Linked DNA regions of Homo sapiens: regions 2, 3 and 4 are each linked to region 1. Evidence: chromatin loops called from intact Hi-C (ENCODE). Cell type or tissue: dorsolateral prefrontal cortex. All regions are shown on one strand.

The links. Peaks named below come from ENCODE experiments on the same cell type or tissue, not always from the same donor. Only the 100,000 strongest peaks of a DNase experiment are listed, where the experiment ranks them.
Region 2: a loop joins it to region 1, with 11 times the contacts of the local background. A loop is called at or near these places in 75 of 110 quality-filtered maps.
Region 3: a loop joins it to region 1, with 2.6 times the contacts of the local background. A loop is called at or near these places in 6 of 110 quality-filtered maps.
Region 4: a loop joins it to region 1, with 5 times the contacts of the local background. A loop is called at or near these places in 30 of 110 quality-filtered maps.

What each region holds. Positions count from the first base shown.
Region 1 is chr15:36,882,874-36,885,373 of GRCh38, forward strand. All of the region lies in intron 1 of LOC145845 (a long non-coding RNA gene), which reads right to left. Among named protein-coding and RNA genes, the nearest start is that of MIR8063, 89 kb to the right of the region's middle. In dorsolateral prefrontal cortex, CTCF peaks have their summits at 962 (motif pointing right) and 1,165; a DNase peak (open chromatin) is centred at 968; H3K4me3 peaks cover 2,002 bases; H3K27ac peaks cover 1,152 bases; H3K27me3 peaks cover 2,371 bases.
Region 2 is chr15:37,133,263-37,135,762 of GRCh38, forward strand. No RefSeq gene overlaps it. Among named protein-coding and RNA genes, the nearest start is that of MEIS2, 34 kb to the left of the region's middle. In dorsolateral prefrontal cortex, CTCF peaks have their summits at 553 (motif pointing left), 1,529 (motif pointing left) and 1,737; no DNase peak of the experiment used is centred here.
Region 3 is chr15:37,013,977-37,016,476 of GRCh38, forward strand. The region is part of intron 8 of MEIS2 (Meis homeobox 2); the gene reads right to left. Among named protein-coding and RNA genes, the nearest start is that of MIR8063, 42 kb to the left of the region's middle. In dorsolateral prefrontal cortex, no CTCF peak of the experiment used is centred here; no DNase peak of the experiment used is centred here; H3K4me3 peaks cover 965 bases; H3K27ac peaks cover 1,846 bases.
Region 4 is chr15:37,879,257-37,881,756 of GRCh38, forward strand. No RefSeq gene overlaps it. Among named protein-coding and RNA genes, the nearest start is that of TMCO5A, 54 kb to the right of the region's middle. In dorsolateral prefrontal cortex, CTCF peaks have their summits at 1,497 (motif pointing left) and 1,700; no DNase peak of the experiment used is centred here.

The DNA.
Region 1 (2,500 bases):
CAGCCTGAGATTGTTCCGGCTCTCGTTACCTGTGCGCCCTCGCGTTACATGGTGCTCATAAATCCCGCGGCAGATTAACTGGGAAACCAAGAAAATGCCTCTATGCACCGAACCGTTGAAAAAGAACCAAAATTCTCTCAAATAGTAGCAGTCTCACACCTTGCATTGGACGTGAAACACTATAGTAAGATCAAATGTCAAAGACATCGGTTATTTTGGTGCACTTCAGCTACCTTTTCCGTTTCCAGCAAAATTGAGAAGTACGACCCCAAAAAGAATAGACACACCCATGGAAAAGACGTGTGTGTGTGTGTGTGTGTGTGTGTGTGTGTGTGTGTGTGTGTAGCTATGGTGACAACTTTTAAACACTTTTTCTGCTTAAAAAAAAAGATTCGGACAGGGTCTGGTATTGCTTTGCGTTGCAGGAAAGGGTCATTCTGGACAAGGAACCGTCTGAATTCCGAAAGCTATCCCTCAAGACTTTTCTAAACAGTGCGAGTTTCCTGGGAGTTTAATTTTGTGAGGATGCAAAATATTGCTTTGTATTGGCCTCTTTCCCCATCAGATATCCATTTTTAAAACGTCTACAGCATCTATTAAAAACATTTCCTTGGACTCGGAATCTGCAGTTCTGCAGGAAAAACAAACTGTAGCGAAAACGCAGAGAATACAGAGATGTAGAAAAAGGAAAGGTGTCCTCTGCCAAGGCTTTTGATAGTTTATTCCCCAGAGGCCAAGCGAAGGTGGGGGGGTTCCTTCGCATTTTATTATTATTATTATTATCATTTATTCATTTAAATGTTCAGTCCTTGACAAGGTATTCCCCTGCCGCGGGGTTTTGCTGGAGAATGGACGTGGGGGCGGTGGAAGGAGTCAGTGAAAGGTGGGGTGCGCAGAAAAACAAGATTCGCTTCGCAGGGGGCTGACCCGCAGCGTTCTGCTCTAATTGCCAGCAGGGGGCGCTCTGATGTTAGCTCTGGACTAGACAGCAGAGCCACTCTGTGCTTGCAAGACAGGCTTGGCAGTTTCACGCAGCTGCAAAAGGAAAGGGAGGGGGGATTGTAGTTCCTAAATCCTCAACAGCTATTCCACTTGGGTTATTTACCCTCGGTTCGAAATGCTTCTACGTCTCACTTTACCTACCCATCCCGCTTATAGTGCATCCCGTTCCCCATCCACCTCTTTCTTTTCATCGGCATCTACGCACCACATGTATAATCTCTCTCTCTCTCGCCTTGAAATATACATTAATGCAACTTATTAAATGCGACGATGAATAGTCAACATTTTTTTCGCCTGTTGGTTCCGCTGATCCAAGCAGGATTTATTTGCAGATCTCACGTCCAGGAGCCATAATGCATGATTTTTTTTTTTCCTTAAATAAAATTGGTCAAATGTTGACAACCTTTGAGCCAATCTAACACTCAAGATTAGTGATGGGAAACTAATGAGAAAATATCAGATCGCCCAGCCTGAGGGCTGCCAATTAAATCTTCGCTGATTGAAAAATAAAAGCGGACTTGGGGTGTGAGCCCAGCTCAACTTCATCTATTAATTTAACATGTTACCGGGTTTATGCCTTCTCTTCTCTAAACAGCTTCCCGTAATACAGCTTTCTCCTCTTCATCCCTCAACCTAAAAGCCAAGTGTTATTTCTCAGAATATTTCAAGTGGTCCAAATCTGGATGATCATTTCTTACATGGTAAATATTAGGCCTTTAAGCAATATGATTTAACTAATTAGAAAATTTACATCATTAAGTCTCAGGGAGAGAAAAAAAAAGAGAAACAAATCTGCCAGTCATTTTAAAGGAGACAGGCACTATTGAAGTGTGAAGAAATCGGCTCTAATTCAAAAAGGCAATCGGGCAGAAAAAGCCCTCAACATTACCCTGCTAGTTATTAATCAGAAAGGGCTCTCTCCTCCCCACACCTCCTCCCTTCTAAGCACTGAGTTTAAGTTCGTTTTTTTGTCAGTGGCCCATGTCATATTTATATTGAGGTTTTGTCTGCTAAAGGATTAAAATTTGAAAATGTTTCAATAAGAGGCAAACAGAATCCTCAAAGCGAAAAATATCCACAGAATCACCTCTCTTCCAGACAAGTAAACTTGTAATAAACAATTCTCACGCCCCTCTTATTTTTTTTAATTCTTTCGTCTTTCTTCCCATTAAGTTCCTATTTTGAAACCTGCTTGGTGAGAACTAGATAAAGTCTTTGTGTTCTGCCCCCCTCCCCCTCCTTTCTTGCATCTCCTCCCTCCTCCAAAGCGAGAAACTTAGACTGAAAGCAGAAAAGTACAAATACATTAACAAAGCCCCACTCACTTGATAAAAAGGCCATGGTCTAGGCTTACATGTCAGGAATCTAAGGGAAGGGGGCTCCGTTGGTGGGTCTACAGACAGAAGGTGATGAACTAGAAATTTCCCCCACCTATGTGTACTATTCAATATAGTGTGTGGTTAGAGAAAAAGGAAGGCAGGTGGGTGAGAATTATTTT
Region 2 (2,500 bases), 250 kb after region 1:
TTTCTGTCTTTTCTCTCTCTTTCTTGTTCTATGTTCCCTTGCATATAGTGAGACACTTCAGAGAACCCTATTTTTTCTTCAGACACATGAAGATGATGTGAATATCAAAATGATAGCGAGGACCCAGGAAGAATAACGCATGAAATAATAATAGGTTAACTAAACTCATATACTAGGTTCTTGGTAAGTATGTAGTATATTATTAATAACTACTTATTTACTCAGAAATCATGTTTGTTTTTTGGAAAATACATTTTCTGCTTCAATTTAGAGTAATACTTAGTTTTCTTTAACTATTGAAAAGGCATTAGCAATATTGTATTGTATGTTATACTTAATGGCCATTGCCAAAGCTACACAGAAATGTGTAAGATGGTTAATTAATAGCATTAATTTTGCCTTATTATTCCTTGTGATTCCAAACACTAGAAAATACCATTGATAGCTTAAAAACTGTTACATATGGCTGGAACCCAAAGTTATTTTTTTGCCATCATTGTAAGGGATACTGTGCATCTTATATATCTTGATATCCTATGTACAGAAAGTGACATCTACTGGAGAAAGCAGAACTGAATATTTACTTTCCAAACTATTTTTTCTGCCAAACGTCCAGACAAGTTGCACTATCTTCAAGATTATCTGAAACTTGTAAAACAAAGAAAGATTTTACTTAGTTCAGTATGGTGTAAAGGCTGGTTGGTTTTGATGGTCATTTTCTTAAAGCTGCCCTGTGGGAAACTGGTTATGGGGCCCACACAAATTATCTCGTAAGAAACACTATTGAAGATATCTGGAAAACACAACTACAGCACATTCCCTTAAGAATGAAACTGAAATTCTAAATAACTGTAAGCCATTGAGTGGTGGATTTGAACAGGACTCCACTGTAACACTTTGTCTGAAAACCTTTCTGGAAAATATGTAACTTCTTTACATGGCCTGGAAATAGGAGTTGTAAAACAAATATGAGATTAGAATACATAATATCTTTCAGGTAGAAAGACATTCCCCTATGCTATCTTGTAACCTAATGATTATTTGTTCATGTTAATAAGATGTGTCTAACTTCATGATCTAATCAAACTGATGTTCTTAGGGAATGGGGGAATACTAACCAGGTGTTTTTCACTTGTGGTCAAAACTAAGAAATGACCTAAAGCCCTGAAAGACAGAAATGATAACAGCTTTATACTTATGACAATAATTCCCATTCTTTACGTAATCACTTTCTCTTACATGAAGGGCAAAAGCCTTTCCTATCTTAATGGAGGGTACTGTGGTGGCCATTTTCAAGACTTTAATGAGTGAGGCACAGCTACATTTGGCTGGTTCATGAACATCATAAAACTATAATAATGACTAGAAGTCCTGTTTCTTTGATTCTAGTCTGTTACCTATATGATAAAGGTTGCTTCCATATTTAGATTACGCTATATAATCCTCCGTAGTTTAATGTCAGATTTTCTACATATGACTGTTATTATTATTATTTTAAATTTTGATTTCATTTTTGTAGCAATGCTCTCTCACTCCCTCTGCTGGCCTTGTTAATTAACAAAACCAGTGCCTAAGTAGTCCTGATGGGAATCAGTGATACCAAGTGGATGACCCATAGAATGCACTCTGTTTTGTGTTGGGAGCCAATCAGAAAATCACGTTGATTGGCCTCCGTATGAAACAAAAAAGGCCAAGAGAAAATTTGTTGTGGGTAGTGAAAACAGAATAGCATGCTTATTTTTATAGTTTTAAGAAAGAATTTAATGAAAGGGATACTTCACAAATCTTAAAAATGTGCTATTTTTCAAAGGAAGAATACCAGTTACCCACATTCTATTAAAACATATATGTACTTAGTAAAAGGCACTCAAAACAAGGTGTATCAATTTTGTATTTCAGTGTTTACACACTGGAGGGTTAAATGAAAGGTTGTCTGGCTTCACTGGTAGGATTCTGAACCTGGATTAGATATACAGCTGTCCAATGGATCAGCTTCCCACATCCTAGAGTTCCATTATGGAGTTACAAAGAGAATGACAGCACTTGGCAAGTCCCAGGCCTAATCATAGCACAGAGAAGTGACTTTTGGAAGGTACATTACTAAGCAATTAGGACCCATTTAATAAATTACCTCTTATGGAACACTTTGAACCCTAGTGGTCTGAAGAGGTTAATGCACCTCTCACAACTGAGTGCTACTCAGTTTCCAGGGGTAACTTCAAGGCCACAGCTAATCCAAACCTTCTTCTCATCAATGGCCTCTTACTCTTGAGCCACTTCTGTAGTCTGGCATCAGTAAGCCCACACACTTGCACTACTCCCCTCTGCGTGCCAGATGCTTCATTTTCTTGCAGCTGAATCCATTGGGCGCAGTGCTCATGAGGCCAAAAGACTTTGTGCTGCACATTAACTTCCTCCTTGGGCTTTCATGCTTCTTATTTGGGAGTCTTTCTGTTTCTCTTATTTATAGAGAGTTTTAACTTCTGGATTTAGTTTAAAT
Region 3 (2,500 bases), 130 kb after region 1:
GAAGATATGGGCAAGAACCCAGGGAAACAAAGTATCTAGAGACTTAATGGCAAGATGAAATTTTGGAGGCTTTGAGTGGTGGTGGTAGAATGTTAACAATAGCAGAACACCAGGAAGCCTGTTTAAGGGTGCTTTGGGTCCATTTTGTCACATTGCTTCACAAACTACTGTGATCTATTGCAAAGAACTTCTTAAACCCACTGCTTAGATATATGTGAAGCGTAGACCCAGTTACAAGACACAAAACCACAAGACCTTTATCTGCACTTCAAAGTCAGCACAAAAACAAGGGTCGATTATCTCCCAAATTGCCAAACTAATTCTCAAAGCCCAAATGCTTCCAATCCTAAGTGTGGATGCAGTACTATATCTGAGAAAAGAGAATGACTGTGTGGGGAAATGACATCATAACACCAAGATGATTGAGCCACAAATGGAAAAATGAGCTCTTCCCAAAAGAGAGAAAACAACTGATAAAATAGTGCCAAGGTTTGCCTAAAGAGACAAGAGAGAACATCTAAGAATGGGGGATAAAAATCTACATATGTTGTTTTGGTGTCTGACACAATCATCCTAAACCAAATGCATTTTGATTTGAACTTAATTCTGGAATTTTTTATTGTTTAGACCCAAGAGATTTCAATGGCTGATGACGGCACTCAGGCAGGTTTCCTGGACCATCCAATCAGAAGTCCTCTCAAGTTTGGTAACACAAAGTCCAGCTTCAGAGCACAGGTTACTTCAATTATCGTCTCCAACTGTCACTAGGTAACACTCAAAAGTTCTCTAAATGCCAAACAGGAAAGGGCCTTAGGGGGCATTCCTCAACGGATCACTCCCTTCAGGCACTTAGGTCATAGGTCTAAGGGTTTTTTTTTTTTTTTGCTCCTTATCAGCACCATAGATTTTTAACTATGGACCTGAACAGATTGGGATAAAAGGAAACACAACTGTACCACCAAACTCTCATTCTTTTTAATCATAAAAGTACTTAATTCAGAAACTTTAGGGGAAACAAATTCTTTTCTTTCCCAGAATCAGAATTGCACTGACATTGTGGCCCAACATGTGACTTGAGCTCAAGTATACACTAAAGTGAAAAGCTATTGTCAATATTTAGCGGAACGCTATGCCATGTCGGAGGCAGTATCAGCTTCCTAATACCAAAAGAAAATTCACGTATCACAGGGCTACTGAGAAGAAGTAACGTGCAGCCCCAGAGGGCACAGATTTCTGCTTTATGTAAATCAGAGCCTGTCACGGCATGCATGATTCACTGCTCAGGGTGTACTCTCCTGTGACGAATGAGTCCCGCTTAATTTGGCAGTGATTATGCGGGTTGCTGGCCCTCTAAACCCCTTTGAACTTGTAATTGCTGCTGGTTTAAATAATGAACATTAAGGGGAGTTGAATTCATAAAACTGTAGATAATTACATTTTTTTTCTTTTCCCCCTTTGTTTTGGTGCAGGAGTATATCCACACACACACACATGCACACACACACACAAACACACTTCTAAGGCCACCGATCACTGTATCATGCCAGGATGTTATCGAAATAAACTGCAGTCTTGTTCCAGGGTTGGTCAGGGAGGGCAGATTTGAGGTGGGGGAAGTGTGGGGTGGGTGGCAGGGGGAGCATCTGGGAGCTGTGCAAGAGGAAGATCAGAAAGGCCTGGATGCTCTAGGAAAGGAGGAGCAATGGCACTCATGAATATTCATAGCTAGTCACATCTGTAGCAGGCTTGCTTTCTACCTTTTTTTTCCCCCTGTGCAGTGCAACATAGAGCACCAGTGCAAACAAAAGGAGGGAATTTTGCAGCTTCACGAGGCTCTAGATATCCTCGTGGTGGTGAACTTTCTCCATGCTTTTACATTCTACATATGGATTTTTAAAGTATATAGTAGGAGATGTGTATATCCTTTCTTTCTATAACGAAAGAAAACCATCCTGTCCCCACATTTATGAAGTGGAAGAAATCACACACTCCCACAGCACATGGATGACTCAAAGCCAGTCCTCCTTTCCCCCTTCTTTCCCCAACCATTGGTAAAAATCACCCAGTATTCTTTGATCCAGGAAAAAACAAATTTTGATTTTATTTGGAGAAAAATGAAACGTTACTGATGGGAGGGGGCAGAATCCAAAGTTAGCCAAGTCAGCTAGCTCTTCCCCTCCCTGAAACAACAAAGAATGAATGATAAATTTAGCAGCCTCATGTTCAGTTTTCAAACAACACTGCTGAGATTTATAGCTTCACTGCTCCCATGGCAAACTAAGCTGCACACAGAAAGCTATCTGTTTTTGATTTCACTCTGTTTTCTCCAGTTTTTGTTCTTTTTTCTATTTGCAGTGTTTTTTTTTTTTAACTCTACATTTTCTTTTTCCTGGTGTGAGTCGAATATCAAAGGCTAGTGCTGTTGGTAAGCCTCCAGTTTGCGAGAGCCACTCAATGAGATGTTATTAAACCTGCGTCACAACATGGCAGACGGTGATTA
Region 4 (2,500 bases), 1.0 Mb after region 1:
TGGGTACACAACCCTGAAAACTAGGTAGCAGAATGATTTTGACTTTTTCAAATCCTTCAAGTAAATCCAAATCTAAACAAACAGACAGACAATATAGACTTGATTTTTGAACAGTTCTTCCCCCAATTTCTCATTGCTCTGGTTTTGGGAATAAGGAACACATTAGAAAAACCTTTCTCTTCAGAAATAACAAAGAATCAGGAAATTGTGTCTGTTTAACTTCTACATATAAGCTAAGACATTCTAAGTACATATTTTTCATTATGAAAATAATAAATGTAAATAAATTCATAACTCTGTTTCTGTTTTGGTCATATTCAAAGGTATGTTGAATAAGGAATCAAATCCTCTTTAGATTGAAATTGATAAACACATTAGAGAACATGAAAAAATTACATAAAATAGAAAACAACCCAATGCAAGACTGATTAATTCTCCAATTAGTGTAAAAACCATAAGCGGAAATCACAATTTTGAGGGAGAAGATTTGCATTTATTTAAAGCCCACATCCATATTTTATAAAAGGGAATGCTTTGACTTTCTTTTTACCTTAGTATCCCTGCTGTCTGTGTACATGAAAACAGCCAATATCAGACATGAAGTTAATTGGAATCAACTGCGCCCATCTTTACAGGAACACACCGGAATGTGTACCATTCAGGCTCAGCTTACCATAATATTCTCTACGGAATAGTTGACCACAGGATTCTCATTCACAAACAGCCAGGTTAAACAGTTAAATGCTAGCAAATCCTGCATAGCCCTGTGGGAAATTTCACTTTAATCCCGAACTTATAAGAGGACAATCAAAGCCCAAAGCCTGGGTAACAAATCTGATCCTCTGTTGCAATCTGTGTCCTCATGGGAAGGAGAGAGGTGCTCTCCGTACAAGCCCTAGATGGATAAATACCTAAATGATGAGATAGATGGGGAATGCAGAAGAGGCGTCTGGCCTTAGCCATTCGCTTCCAATTCCATATTACACTGTGAGAGGCAATTCTTGTGCAGCTCAGGAGCAGCCAGTCCTGATTACTAGAAGTTGAAGTGTGGCTTAAGGAATGATTAATGACAGTGTCGGGAGGAAAACAAAGCACAATGAGAGTTATCTCTAATCCACCTGCTTGCAGATGCTATAGTAAGGGAATGAAAATGGCCCCGGTGAGCCCTGATGATAAAAAAATCAAACGAGAAAGGTGCAAAGCTGTAGATATGTATTAATCTGATATATAAAAACTAGGTCTTACTTGAATAAAGCATTAGGCATGAATGGAGCCCCATAGGTGATAGATACTAGGCCATAGTGGACTTCACATTGTCTGTATTTTTTAAATCAAACAGAACTGTTCCCTTCAGTATTGCCTTTGACATTAATAGGTTGGTATTTGAAAAGTCACAGTTCACTAGATGAGCAGGCTTGTGAGTGCAAGCTCATTAAACAAACCCCCTTTTCTTGTTGTTCTTAAAAAATACGATGACACCATACCACCACCTTGTGGTTTTGCTGTGCACGTACACACTACCCCCGGAGACGTCTAAAATTCAATCACATTTTCCAAACGTAGAAATCCAGGTGGAATGTAATTATAAGATCGATGGTGTACTTTATAAGCAAGTATGTTTATGAGTGGCTTTCACCTAAGACAACACAATGCCAATAAGATCATTGAAGTTTCATAATGTATTTTTGGATGCAATATGAGGTCTCAGCCTGGTCATTCCAATTATCTATTTTAATTTCAGGCCACCAATGCAACGAGATCAGAAGACATCAAATATCCATCTATGTGAAGAGAATGAACAAAAGTGTTTCACACACCTGTTCCCTGGCAAGTAGTCACTGACTTCCAATATCCAACAAAGCTAAGTAACAACACTTTGAGCTTTTCATAATTTTTCTATGTGTGGAAAAGATTGTGAAGCAGTGAAATGTGTATGTGCTTTCTTCTAAAACAAAGAACATTTTACTCATGTCTCCACATCTATAGACAGAACTCTAAGCACTTTTAAGAGCTAAATTTTTATGTTTGGGCATTTTGTTGATTTGTTGACTCGCTACGCATTTGCCTTTTGATATGATCTTGATTCGATGGAAGCAATAGCATTCCATAATTTCACCTGGTTAGCAATCATTCCTGCTAGGAGGTAGTGATGGACAATGATGCAGGCAGCCTCAGGATATTCACTTATTCCCAGGTTTGGGAAAGCTGCTTCTGCTTTTGTCCACAGTGCTAAGTGCCTATTGCATTCTCTCCCCTTTAATCTAGCTAGCAACAAGTTAGATGTTAATTCATATTTCATGCAAGATTTTTAATACTGAAAGTCTAATGAAGATTTAGCGTTCCGTTTTTAACAAGGCTGATGTTACTGTTGAAAGAAAGCACATACATTATTTTAATTAATATCAATTCATAAGTGCTCTTGATTTATATATTAAACAAAGAGAGAAAGTGTCTTGTCATACATGACAATTGATTCTGTATTCACCCATCATTTACTCAG